Linked DNA regions of Mus musculus: region 1 is linked to region 2. A link is a contact called in ENCODE Hi-C or POLR2A ChIA-PET data. All regions are on one chromosome and are shown on one strand. The core of a region is the stretch at or near the end of the contact, and the rest is flanking DNA. Distances in the headings are between cores, read along the strand shown. Region 1 holds the start of Bcam (basal cell adhesion molecule). Region 2 holds the start of Tomm40 (translocase of outer mitochondrial membrane 40).

What was found. A loop is a pair of places that touch in the nucleus more often than their neighbours do. ChIA-PET counts read pairs that join two places held with the same protein, here RNA polymerase II (POLR2A).
Region 1: POLR2A ChIA-PET joins it to region 2 with 12 read pairs in embryonic stem cell. The contact joins the promoter of Bcam here to the promoter of Tomm40 in region 2. A Hi-C loop is called at or near these places in 1 of 37 maps with a recorded cell type or tissue (T-helper 17 cell). POLR2A ChIA-PET finds 5 or more read pairs at or near these places in 4 of 5 experiments (Patski and embryonic stem cell).

The regions. Positions count from the first base shown.
Region 1 is chr7:19,767,018-19,773,397 of GRCm38, forward strand. It overlaps Bcam (basal cell adhesion molecule), which reads right to left and starts at 3,515. Exons shown (of 15, transcript NM_020486.2): 1 at 3,390-3,515; 2 at 1,435-1,556; 3 at 1-44. The coding sequence starts at 3,453. It overlaps LOC115486450 (a long non-coding RNA gene), which reads left to right and starts at 6,229. Exons shown (of 4, transcript XR_003946611.1): 1 at 6,229-6,380.
Region 2 is chr7:19,710,521-19,717,020 of GRCm38, forward strand. It overlaps Tomm40 (translocase of outer mitochondrial membrane 40), which reads right to left and starts at 4,909. Exons shown (of 10, transcript NM_016871.2): 1 at 4,838-4,909; 2 at 4,461-4,739; 3 at 3,773-3,840; 4 at 3,149-3,241; 5 at 398-499; 6 at 213-318. The coding sequence starts at 4,734. It overlaps Nectin2 (nectin cell adhesion molecule 2), which reads right to left. Exons shown (of 9, transcript NM_008990.3): 9 at 6,124-6,500. Gm38955 (a long non-coding RNA gene) reads left to right here and starts at 4,944. Exons shown (of 2, transcript XR_881874.2): 1 at 4,944-5,469.

The DNA of each region.
Region 1 (6,380 bases), core at 2,265-4,764, 55 kb after region 2:
GGTTCCACAGAAGCCAGACGGTGTCGAGCCCCAGTACCATCAACCTGTAGGTGTGTTGGGAACAGTCTTAGCTTGGGCAGTGAGACCTCCTTTAATTTTTTCTCCAAGATTTTTTTTTCCTCTGGGTCTAGGGAAGGAATCTAGTGGCTACACGCTAAGCAATCACTCTACCACTGAGCCACGCCCCCAGCCCCTCACTGGGGGATTCTAGGCAGGGGCTCTACCACTGAACCACGCCCCCAGCCCCTCACTGGGGGATTCTAGGCTAGCATTCTACTAGCTACCAGTGAATTACACTCTCATCTCTCTTTCTATTTTTACTTAACTTTTTTGAGACAGGGTTTCTTTGTGTATCCTTGTTTTTTCCGGAACTTGTAGACTAGGTTTGACTCAAACTCAGAGATATAATTGCCTCTGCCTCTTGAGAGCTAGAATTAAAGGTGTATGACACTATGCATGGTCATCGTTCTCTCTCTCTCCCTCTCTCTCCCTCTCTCTCTCTCTCTCTTAAGATTTTTATTTTATGTATGTGAGTACACTGTCGCTCTCTTCCGACACAACAGAAGAGAGCACCGGGTTTCATTACAGATGGTTGTGAGCCACAATGTGGTTGCTGGGAATTGAACTCAGGACCTTTGGAAGAGCAGTCAGTGCTCTTAACCACTGAGTCATCTCTCCAGCATCATCCTTCTTTAAAACTGTTTTTTTTTAAATATATTGATTTTTTGTGGTTTTTATATGTATACATTTGTTTCTGTGTGTACATACACATGAGTGTGGATATCCCTAGGGGCTGGAAGAGGGCATCAAATCCCCTAGAGCTAGAGTTACAAGCAACAGTGAGCCTAGGAGTGTTGAGGATTGAGCTCAGGTCCTCAGGAAAAGAACCAAGTGCTATAGTCGGGCGTGGTGGCACACACTTTTAATCCCAGCACTTGGGATGCAGGCGGATTTCTGAGTTTGAGGCCAGTCTGGTTGACAGAGTGAGTTCCAGGACAGCCAGGGCTACACAGAGAAATCCTGTCTCAAAAAAACAAACAAACAAACAAACAAACAAGAACCAAGTGCTATTATGTTGACTCCTAGCTCCTTCCTCTGTGTCCCTCATTGTCCCATGTCTCCTGTGTCTCACTCTCCTTGCCCCATCATCTCTCACTTCCTCTCCTTCCCTCTCGTCTCTGGAGGCCCTCACTCCAGCACTGTTCCACAGGGGAACCGCTTCCCCACGCCCGTCCTGCACAGACATGAGGCCAAAGCCTTCCTCCTCACCAACCTCCTCATCTGTGAAGTGGAAAGGCAGCTTCTGATAGCTCTGTGTAAGGGTCTTCTGAGCAGACGACCAGTGTAGGCAGAGCTAATGGCTGCCAAGGTGACCAGGCCACCGGGTCCTCCCTCCTCCCTCCTCCTCCCTAGCTCCCAGCGCAGAGCACTCACGAGGAACCATTCCAGCACGTAATGCTCAGGGTGCTCCCGTGGAGTGCAGTCCAGGGCGACTTGCTCGCCTCGCATCACCTCCACCCGTGGGGGCACGGACACGTGCAGCTCAGCCTGGGCACCTGCAGAGCAGTGCAGCATCGAATTCCACCCAATGCTATCAACAAGGAGAGCCCTCCAGGCCCCCGCCTCCTCCCTCGGACACAGATCCTCTCTCTCTCCTTGGTCATCTCTGAGCCTGGGTCCTGTCAGTATTTCTCTAACTCTTCTTTTTAGAAATAGGGTTTTACCGTGTAGCCTTTACTGCCTGGAATCCTGCTAGCTATGTGAACCAGGTTAGCCTTGAACTCACAGAGATCTACAGCTGCTTCTGCCTCCTTCCTGATTAAAGTCCCATGCCACTGGCTCGGCCTCTCAGACTTGTAAGGCTTAAAGTAAAGCCTTCTCCAGCACTTGAAGCTAAAGTCTGGCTTCTTCACCAGTTATAGCAAATGTCCCCTCAAGGAAAGGCCAGGCCTGGCTCTCCTCTTGGCCTCCAGCAAACAGGACAAGACTTAGCCTGGGGCTAAATAACAGGTCTTTCTCCATCTTAGTCCCATCCTATCTCATGGCTCCATCCTATCTTCTCCAGTAGCTCCCGGGGGCCCTCTGCTCTCTCATGTGTGGGGGGCCAGGGTGTGGGCTGCAGCTGGGCCAGAAGCTGGATGGGTGTGTGGGAGTGGCAAGGGGGGACAGGGCTGGGCAGGTTTCAGGAATGTGGGAGGGTCAGGCTGGCTGAGACCTGCCCAGCTTGGCGCCAGAGCCCCCTACCCGCCCCTTGACAACACCCCCCCCCCATCTCTTTACCAGAGAAGCTTGAAAAGGGTGAGGTGAGTCACCTGGGCAGAGGTGAGGCTGGGTCCTGAGGGAGAAAGGACTGGAAGTTTAGACAACTAGCTGCCCGAGGTATAGCAGGCTGCATGTGGGAAACACGGATCTCTGAGTCCTAGGGACCTGAGAACTTGGGTCTTGGATTCCTGTCAGGGTCTGGCAGGTAGCACGGTTCTTGCTGAGAATCTACCCTCTGGGCTGGCATCATTCCTTTCCCGCCTAACCTGGCACAGACTACTCCTGGGTTCCCACTCTATATCACGTTTGTGCCAGGAGCCTTGGTTCTCAGGCACCCACCTCTGGGCCCAGCCTGTCCCAGGGGAGCTGGTTGGGGGCCAAGCTGGTGCTCTGGACTGGTTGTGAGCAGCCAAGCAGCCAGATATCCTGTCTTCCCTGATCTCTCTTCACCCTGTCCCCAGTGTCCCCCCGCCCCTGTTTCTCCTCCCCACTTCACCACATGCAGGTGTGTGGATTTATCGGGGCCCTCAGGAAAGGGGCCCTGTCAGTCGGAAAACACTGTTCCACCTTCTCTGTCAGGCTCGGTTCTTCCGGCCCTTTCAGAGAGAGGCGGGTCCTTTAGAGGCAGCCTAAACTCTGAATTTTGGGGAAACCCTAACATTCTAGAAAGTGCTTTAACCGCAGGGTCCCCCGTTTCTCTGAGGAAACTCTGAGCTTAATCACTTAGAGAACAGCTCCGGGATGCTAATCTTCAGTATCTTAGCAGAACCTATTTTGACTATGGGGGAGGGGAGGGGCTGGACTCCAGTCTAAGGGACTAGGGGCTACAGATCCCAGATTCCAGGTACTCAAGGTTATTAGGGGTCGCAGGGCTTAGACTCCAGGATTCCCAAAGAGCTGGGGAGGGACAGCTGTCTCAGATGTGTTTGCTCCAGAGCTAGGGTATCCTTAGCTCTCAGATCGGGTGCACCCCAAGGCCTCCCGCCTTCCTCCCTACTGGGGAATCCCTAGATTGTGATCCCTGGGGAAATGGAAGCTTGTTCCCCTTGTCTTCTCGGGGACTCCAGGGGCCTGCCCCACAAGCCCCAACCTCAAGTTTCAGCTCTGCCCTCAGCCCCAAGTCATACCTGAGTAGCCCGACAGCAGGAAGGTGAGCCACAGCAGCCCTGCGCGGGCGTCAGGGGGTTCCATGTTCCCTGCAGTGGCGGCAGTGACTGAGCCCGGGCGAGGCTCTCCGCCGCCCTGAAGCTGGCAGCGGAGGCCAGGCCCCTGACCACGCCCCTGACCACGCCCACCCCATCCCCAAGCTGGGCGCAGGGCCAAGACCTCCCACTGCCCTGAGAGGACCTCCCACCCTCGCGCGCGCGGGGACCCGCTAGCACCGCCGCGCGCTGCTCCATCCAACCCACGCCTGCGGCTCTCCTCCTCAGCCGTGGGGACCGACCCTCCAGTCAAGCCTCGAGCTGGAATCTAAGGGAAAGCGCGCAGATACTCGTTCCCTTCCTTCCTGGCCACCTGCGGGGTCTTGACACGCATGCCCAAGGTGGCATGTGGCCCTCGACTGCAGGTGAATCTTTTTCCTAGTTTATTTTCTTTTTGGAGTCGGTGGCCCACTGTAGCTCAGGCTGGCCTTCTGCCTCAGTTTCCCAAGTACTGGGATTACAAGGGTGAGCCATCGCCCTGGTTTGTGAACTGTCGGTTTTGACCAGCGGTCCCTGATGTGATTAGTTGCCTGTGCTGGTCTCTCTTTGTAGTCTCTCCTGCATGACCGGCTCTTCCCTGAGTGCCCTAGGATGCCCTCCCCTTAGAGGCAGCCACCTTGCTGGGAAGCGCCCCTCCTCTGACTGAGCAGTGGCCTGGAACTGGTCAGGTCAATCTTTTCTCTAATGGGTTTTCAATTCCCAGTCCTGGTCGGCCTCTTTGGTGATGAGGTGGGGATGGGGTGCCCCTCCCTCTGCTCTGCTCTGCTCTCCTTGACTCCTTCACTTCCCCCCATCCAGGGAATCCAAGGAATGTCACCCCCCTTCCGCCTTCCTTCTCTGCCCGCCATTCCTTCCCCACCTTGGGGGGAGGGGAGGAGAAGTGGGCTGGCGCGTCGGCAGGTGAGTGGCTGAGGGAAAGAGCAGGCTGCTAGGACCGCGGGATGGAAGAGAGGGTCACAGGTCAAAGTAAGGGGTCACAGATCAGTCTACTCCAGGATCCTCACACGCCGAGGCAGTGTGGAACAAAATCCCAAGAATGCTGGATGGGGGCTGGAGAAGGAGGGTTCTGCCTCTGTTCAGAGGGTAGAAACTAGCCTGGGATACTGCTATGGATGGGGGGTGGTATAATTGTGGGTCATGCTGAGAGAGGGTCCTCCCCCTCCAGTCTCTGGCCAGTCTGAGGGTGACCAGCGTTGAGCTGCCCTGTGAGCCAAGGTTTTACCCATCAGTCCTAGTGGAAAGGCTTATGTTGTAGGTTTTGGCAGGGCTCTCAAAGCTGTTTTAGCATTCCCTGTCACAGGAAGCAATTGTGAAACCAGGAAAAGTGACCTTTGCGTGGGGCTCCTTCATCCCCTCTCCAGGAAGTCTTTCTTCAACCTTCTCCTGTCACATAAGTCCCTGCAAATCTCTGGACCCCCTTGTCAGCTCTACACGCCCAGAGATACATCTATCTCCTCTGTGTGACTCCCAGCCACCGTAAAAGTCCAGGCTGTCCCACATCTCAATCCCACCCCACAGCAGGCAAGAAAGGGTTGCCAGATGTATACTCAAAGGCTCAGAGGCTCACACGAAAATGCCACCCATAGCTACCCAGGTACAGTGGTCCACTCCAGAGTAGACAAATGTATCCCAGGGTGAGCAAACTGACACGGGGGTCCAGAGATTTGCAGGGAGGTGTTCAACAGACAGAAGAGGGTTGAAGGAGGACTTCATGAAGAGGAGATGAAGGGGCACCTGACACTCAAGAGGAGTTTGGGAGATCAGAACCCAGCCTCTCTCTAAGCAGCCATCACAGTACATACTGGCTATCCCAGCTCTGGCGAGGTGGAGGCAGGAGGATCATTAGTTCAATCAATCATCTTTGGCTGTTGTTGAGTTTTAGGACACCTGGGTGTGGTCGTGGGCTCCTTTAATCCTATCTCTCAGGAGGCAGAGGCAGGTGGATCTCAGTGCTTAAGACCAGCCTGGTCTACAGAGCAAGTTCCAGGACAGCCAAGTCTACACAGTGAGGTACTACCTCTAAAAAATCAAAACAAATGAACCAAAAACTCAACCAAATAGAAAGAGTTAGAGAATAACCTGTGCTCCATGAGGTCCTCTCTCAAAAACAAAAACAAAACAAAACAAAACAAAAATGGCTGGAGAGACGGCTCAGCTGTTCAGAGCACTTAAGGCTCTTGCAGAGTACCCAAGTTCAGATCCCAGTACCCATGTCCCATCGGGTGACTCATAACAGCCTATAACTCCATTTCCAGGGGATTTGATTCCTTCTCAAAATTGATGGCTTCTGTGAGCACCAGGCAAACACATGGTGAATGCACATACGTATAAGCAAAGACTCGTGCATATAAAACAAATAGACCTTTAAAAAATAAATAAGTATTAAAAACAAAATAAAAGCAAAACTTTTAAAACAACCCAAACCAGAGTAGCCATCACCGGGTGCCATCTCCACTCCCCAGAGGGCTTTCTTACACAGTGCCCAAGTGTTCTCTGGGACTCTCCTGCTCTTCTGTCTCTGGCCTGTGCATCTGATTACTGGGTCTGGAGACTGGCATCAGCTACTTCCTTTGTGCCTTCATAAAGTCAGCAGGTAGCTGGAGTTTAGTTAGCTGGAGCTTAGTGGTGCCTTTAATCCCAGCACCCAGGAGGCAGAGGCAGGCAGAACTCTGAGTTCTAGGCCAGCCTGGTCTTCAGAGTGAGTTCAAGGACAGCCAGGGCTGCACAGAGAAACCCTGTCTTGAAATACACCACACACACACACACACACACACACACACACACACACAGAGTCAGCAGGCCGTGGCGCTGGAGGAGGTGAAGGAGGAGGGCCCCGTGGCAAGTGCACAGACAAAACACACCATCCCTGGACTTGTAGAAACTAGTATCACAATGGCATCTCCCTTTGTCCCCTAC
Region 2 (6,500 bases), core at 3,659-6,158:
CCTTTCATTTGCTCCTGTGAATCAGCTCATGCTGCCAGAACTCACAACTGCCCTGACTTTTTGAGTGTTGGGACCACAAGCTTGTGGCAGCACCCAAGATCTCAAGTCACTCCTCCCCTGCCGCCTCTCAGAGGCAAGGCCATGTCAGGTGCCTTGTGGGAAAGGGGATCTGGATCACGGCTTCGTGAGCACCACTGAGCCCCACCTCTTACCTGAACCCACCAAGACATCTGGGTTGCCCAGGGTGACAGCAGCTGTGAAGTCAGAACCACGGTACTCGCCATCCACCTGCCAGTTCACGAACTTGGACTGCTGGGTCTGTGGGGGAGGGGCAGTGTGAGGACCACGGGGGAGGGAGCACCTGTGGGGGTGACAGGCCACGTCCATCCAGACTCACCTGGATGGCCATTTTGGACCTGAGGCCTGGGCTCAGCTGGTGGATGACCTGTGCATTGAGGCTGCCACTATTGTCCATGTCACCCACCAGCACGGGGAACGCCTGCGGGACAGAGGGAAGGTTAGAGGTTAAGCATCAGTCCCATTGGCATGGTCTCCACCATGAAGCCCCCTCGGTGCTCACACCGCACCCACTTGGGTCGTCATTTCAGTGACACACCTGCCCCTGGAGCAAGTGTGAACCCTGCAGCTAGGCAGACAGTCCAGGTACATTAAGTGATTTTTTTTAAAGATTTATTTATTTATTATATGTAAGTACACTGTAGCTATCTTCAGACACTCCAGAAGAGGGCGTCAGACCTTGTTACGGATGGTTGTGAGCCATCATGTGGTTGCTGGGATTTGAACTCCGGACCTTCAGAAGAGCAGTCGGGTGCTCTTACCCACTGAGCCATCTCACCAGCCCAAGTGATTTTTTTATTTTTATTTTTATTTTTGGAGACAGCATTTCCTGTTGCTCTGGGTAGCCTCAAAGTATCTTAACTAAGGTTTCTATTGCTGGGATAAACACCAGGACCAAAGCTAACTGGGGAAGCATAGACTTCCTCCAGTTTGTAATTCCTCACTATAGTCCATTACTGAGGGAAGTCAGGGCAGGAACTCAATGCAAGGATGTGGAGGCAGGTGCTGAGGCCATGAAAGGGTGCAACTCACCGGCTTGCTCAGCCTTTCTCATTGCACTCGTGATCAGCCCAGGGGCAGCACTGCCCAGTGAGCCTGGCCTTCCCACATCTGTCGTCATTCTAGAAAGTGACCCTAAGCTGGAGGTGGCTCCTTTCCCCAAGTGACTGCACTCTGTATCACCCGACTAGCTGCACCAGCTAGTCCCCACAGCAGCTCTGTCATGGCAGGTGCCCGTGACTCCTGAGTCTGGGTTACAGGTCTGCACCACCAGCCTGCACTTTGGTTTGCATGTTTATTTATTCATGGAAGTCGGTCTTGCTATGTGGGTTGAATGCCTCATCCTCTGGCACAGCTTTCCCCAGGGCTAGGATGATAGGCATGTGTGAGGACAGTCAGCTGGGTTTGGGCAGGCTCTGCTTCCTGGTTGACAACATAACCTCCATGGTGCCTGTTCCTGCCGCTGTCTTCCCTGCCACAACAGCATCCTTTCTGTGGCCGTTTGCTTCCCACACTTCATCTCCACGCTGTGTAACAGCCTAGCTTCGACTCTTAGATACCAACCTGCTCCACTCTTCAGAACACGCCTCAAGGGGCCAACGAGATGGCGCAGTAGGAAGGGTAAAGGCACTTGTCTCCAAGCCTGAACAGCAGTTCAAGCCCCAGTGCACACAAGGTGGAAGGAAAGTTGTCCTTTGTCCTCCACAGGCCTCCTCACCACACAAACAAATGCAATTCCAAGTGCAGCTCAGGCCTTCCCTACCTCGAAACACTAGAGCCCTAAGACACACAGACGGGCAATGCCAAGTAGGCCCCCTGCCACTCTAGTGCAGTGCCCGGGGAGGCTTTCATTCCTTGATCTGCTTGCTAGTGGAGGTGGAAGACTGTAGAGAGGGGGCTGGAGAGATGGCTCAGTGGCTAAGAGCACTGACTGCTCTTCCGAAGGTCCTGAGTTTAAATCCCAAGCAACCACATGGTGGCTCACAACCATCCGTAATGAGATCTGATGCCCCCTTCTGGTGAGTCTGAAGACAGCTACAGTGTACTTACTATAAGACTGTAGAGAGATTTAAAAACAAAAAAGTAGTAGGCATGGTGGCACACATTTTAATCCCTATACTTGGGAGACAGACGGGAGGGCAAGACCTGAGTTGGATTCCAGCCTGGTTTACACAGAGTCCAGGAAGGGCTTGAGTTGGTATAAACTAGGTAAGAGCACTCCTACATGCAAGCATGAGAACCCATGTTCAAACCCCTGCCACATGTATTGCATGGTCTAAGTATCATGCCTGTCACTCTACCCCTGTAGAGATGGTGGGTCCTGTAAGCTTGCTTGGCAGCCTGTCTAAGCCTAAACAGTGAGCTTTTGGATCAGATGTCCCACTCTGGCTTTTGCAAGACACCCGCACACATGCTACTACACAGGAATGCACACATGCTTACTCCACACAAAAAAACCTGCTAAGGACGTATCAGTCAGTGAGAATGCTTGTCTAGTATGTCCAGGTTTGAGTTCCAGCACCAGATAAAACCAAGAATGAGGACTTAGGCCTGCAATGGCAGCACTTAGGGGAGGCAAAGGCAGGAGAACTGACAGGTTAAGATCATCCTCTGCCACAGGTCAGTATCTCCAAACACAAACAAAACCCCACAGGGAGCACGAGGAGAGCTGTAGCTCAGACCTCTACCTCCCGCTCCCACCAGCTCCACACCCCTTCTCTCCATCCCGAGGAACATACCTGAAGCACCCATCTGACCCATCTCCCTCGCCAAATTTCTGTGGCTCTCTAGCACCCCCTAGAGAACACCCAAGAAAAAATCTTGACATTCCAGGTGCTCTATCTGGTTCAAGCATCCAGGTCATCACTAAGTTGTCCCCAAACCCAGCCCCTCACCCCCAGGATGAGATAAAGAACAGTATGTTAGGGATATTACTGCAGGAAGGAATCACCCATGTCCCAACACCTTGGCTGCTCACTTGCTCACCTCCTTCCCTTCATAGCCCCCTTGAGTCTGTCACCTGGCCACTGGATTTCCTTAACAGATGTTAGAATGACTGAAGAAATCTTACCTCTGTGGGACTCAGCTGCTTCGTCCCCACGTATGTGACCCCAAAGTGGTAGTTGGACTCCCCAATTGTGCCGAGGGCTACTGTGTGGGTCACCTGGGAGAAAAGAGTAGGTGGTGGGGGTCTTGGCGATAGCTGGGGGATGCAAACTAGAGATGTGGAGATGGGGAGTGAACACCGGGTGTCAGGCCACGACTAGCAGCATCAATGCCCAGGGATCCAACAAAACACCAGGCCTGACCTGACGAGATTAAAGGTTTCTAGTGAGAAAGTGGTGCTGGGGTGGGCGCCACACTCACCGTTTCCACTCCTACTTGACTTTGTAGGGTAAGAATTATGGATTCCTAAACCCTAACTCCCCCAGGCCCCAAGTAGTCACCCTGGAATTCTTGAGTCTTCCTGTTAGTTTGTCTTTTATGTTTTGATATAGGGTCTTTTGATGCATGCTGGTCTGGTCTTGGGAGTACGATCTTCCCACCTCTGCCCTGGCCAGTGGTGCCATTGGAGTGCTATCTGAATCTTGCTACCTACCAAAAACCCCAAGCCTTTAAGAGTGAGGGGATCTGTATGCATGGAGGAGTATCGCTGTTGTGACCTCTGGAGGGTCAAGGCACCAGAAAGGCTCACCTGGAAACGGTTGCTCAACCCTTTGTTGACTGTAAGTTTGACACCTTCCATCTGAACTGGAAACAGCTCTGCAGAAGAGAGATGCTGTCATACCCCAGATTCTTCTCCCATCCCAAGCTCTCTTCACAAACTCTTATCTCACTAATTCCACCACTAGAGGAACCTTGGCCCTTTGCACATTTTAAACCCAGTGCAGTCACCTCAACTTAGGAAATTCACTCTCCTGCCTAACTTCTCATGCTTACAGTTCTCACCACACAGAACTGTCCTCAGTATTTAGTAAGTTAACACACTTAACTATCGAGAGTAAGAATGTCCTCCCTCTTATGATCAAATTGTCAAAAGATCCTAGGCTAGGATCCTTGGGTCGAACCCCTCACAGGAACATTGGGGAAAACCTCTTGACACCGTGACCTTGGACTATAATTCCCTTCCTGATCACACTCCTGAATCTTGGTGGGGTTGGTCCCCTGGCTCTCAGTACCCTAAGACTTCTCCCTCCTGCTGTGGCATTCTTCCCCAACGAGTTCATCATCTGATCGCAGTTTCGAGCCCCAAGTTCAAGGTCCCACCCTTCCAATCCATCATCAGCTTCCAACGTTCTGTTTAATGATTGCAACGATGTGCGCCAATCCTCCGGGGGGTCCCTTCCCTTTCCCTGGGGCTACTCGGGCCTGGCGCCCCTCACCCTTGCACTTCCGGTGGCACTCCTCGAACGTCCCCGGGTTGGGCAGGCATCCGCAGCTCCCATCTTCCGAGGCCGCCGCAGCGCCGCTGGCCGCAGCCCCGGGAGTCCGTTCCGAACCACGGCCAGTGCTTGACCCAGTGCCCAGGCCGCCGCCGAGCGGCGGCAGAGTGAAGCCTGGCGGCGAAGGAGGCGGCGGCGGGAGCCCCACGAGGGACGGCGTAGGAGGCGGCGGTGGCCCTGCGGGCGGAGAGCTGGCAGCCAACACGTTCCCCATGGTATCTGCGAGGGGAAAGGTCAGAGGGCAGGGATCGGGGCGACACGCACACCCCCGGATGCAACCCCAGGCCCTTCCCACCCAAAGCGGACTCGGCTCTCACTGGCGGCCGCGGCGGCTCCTCTTCCCGGCCTGGGCTCCGCTCCTACCCCGTGCGCTAAGCGCAACCGAACCCGCTGCCGCCGCCGCCACCGCTGTTTTCCCGCCCCATGGATTCTATTGGTTCGGTGTCCTCCGAGATCCGCCCACCGCCCTAGAAGAAAGACATTCTATTGGAGAATTAGCAGGAAGTTCCACCCTTCTGTTGAAGCCCTACTCCTATTGGTTCCTAGTCGAAATCAGTCAGTGCAGCTTCCTCTACCTTCCTATTGGCTCGTGTATCCCAAGTTCATTGGTTCGCGACGCCGCGGGGCTGGAGCTAGTTCGCTATTTGTCGATAGCACACGCATTGACACGCCTACCTGCTCATTGCCCCGCCCTCCTTTTGGAGGCGCGGAGACCCGCCCCAGAAAATGCCTTGACTATTGGTGGACCTTGGCTCAACTCACATTCTAATTGGCTACAGTATGTCTAATGGGCCGGCCATGGTGACGTGCGTGCTAGGTCTCTCATTGGCCAATGCGCCAGGGTCAGGGGACATCAGTAGAGGTGCGTTGCGCTGCAGACGCTGCTAGGCAGCAAGGTCAGGTCTCGCGTCCCGACAGGCACCGCGGTGGAGAGGCAGGGTCCCCGACGGTAAAGCCGGAAGTGCTGCCCCTTCCCACAGTGCCTCGGGAAGGTTTCAAACCAGTTCTGGGATAACCTGCCGGCCTCTGCCTACCCACAATGCCGCTTTCTCCCTTAACGCCGCAGCTGCCTTGACCCCCCCACCCCCTTTTATTTTTTTACCCATCATGCCGTCTGCTCCTTGCGTCACTGTAGCTTCTATCTTTGGCCCATTCATTCCTTTCCCATTACCCAGCATTCATTCCCCCATTCATTGAGCTTCAATCCCTTGGCTCGGTTTAGCTCGTGTCTGCCTGTTCACGTTTCCCATCCTTCCGGCCTTTCTCTAATGAACTATCTTGGAATCTTTTACCTTCTGGCGACTACCCACTACGCCTACAGCCCTCGTTTCTTACTTTGCTTCTGGCTCATTCGTTTAGCTCCATTACCCATCACGCCTTGGGGGCTTCATTGAAAATAGTATTTGCCTCATGATCTTAGACACTTCTTGCATGCCTACCGTTTTTTCTTTTGGTTGATGCGGTTTTGCTTATGACTCATTAATTTCTGGGGCATTTTTTTTTGACTTTTTGGGGAGGGAGGGGAGTCCATTCTCTGTTGACTTACAGATCACGGATGCCTTTCAAGCTTCAGGCCTCATTGTACCCCACTCACTTCACATCTCACAGAAAACACAAGACTTTATCAAAGTAGAAACTCATATTATGTAGGAAATGCTTACAAAATAAAATTCCCAACCCAGATGCCCAGATTCTCCATCACACACACATACACACACCATCCCCTAAAGAGGGATATGTAGTTCTCATCTCACTGGGTAGGGGTTAAAAGAATTCAGTAGTCCTCAGGATAAGAGCAGAGTCTCCCAAACTTGGGGTGGCAAGGCACACTTGCATTAGGTTCTCCCCTCTAGCATTGGACCTGGAATTCATGCTCTGGAGACAGGAACCTGGGTGCTGAGGAGAGGGTGTGAGAAACCTGAGATTCCTGCCTGCAGGAGTAGGTGGAGATGGGGAGGTCCTACCTTACATTGGGGAATC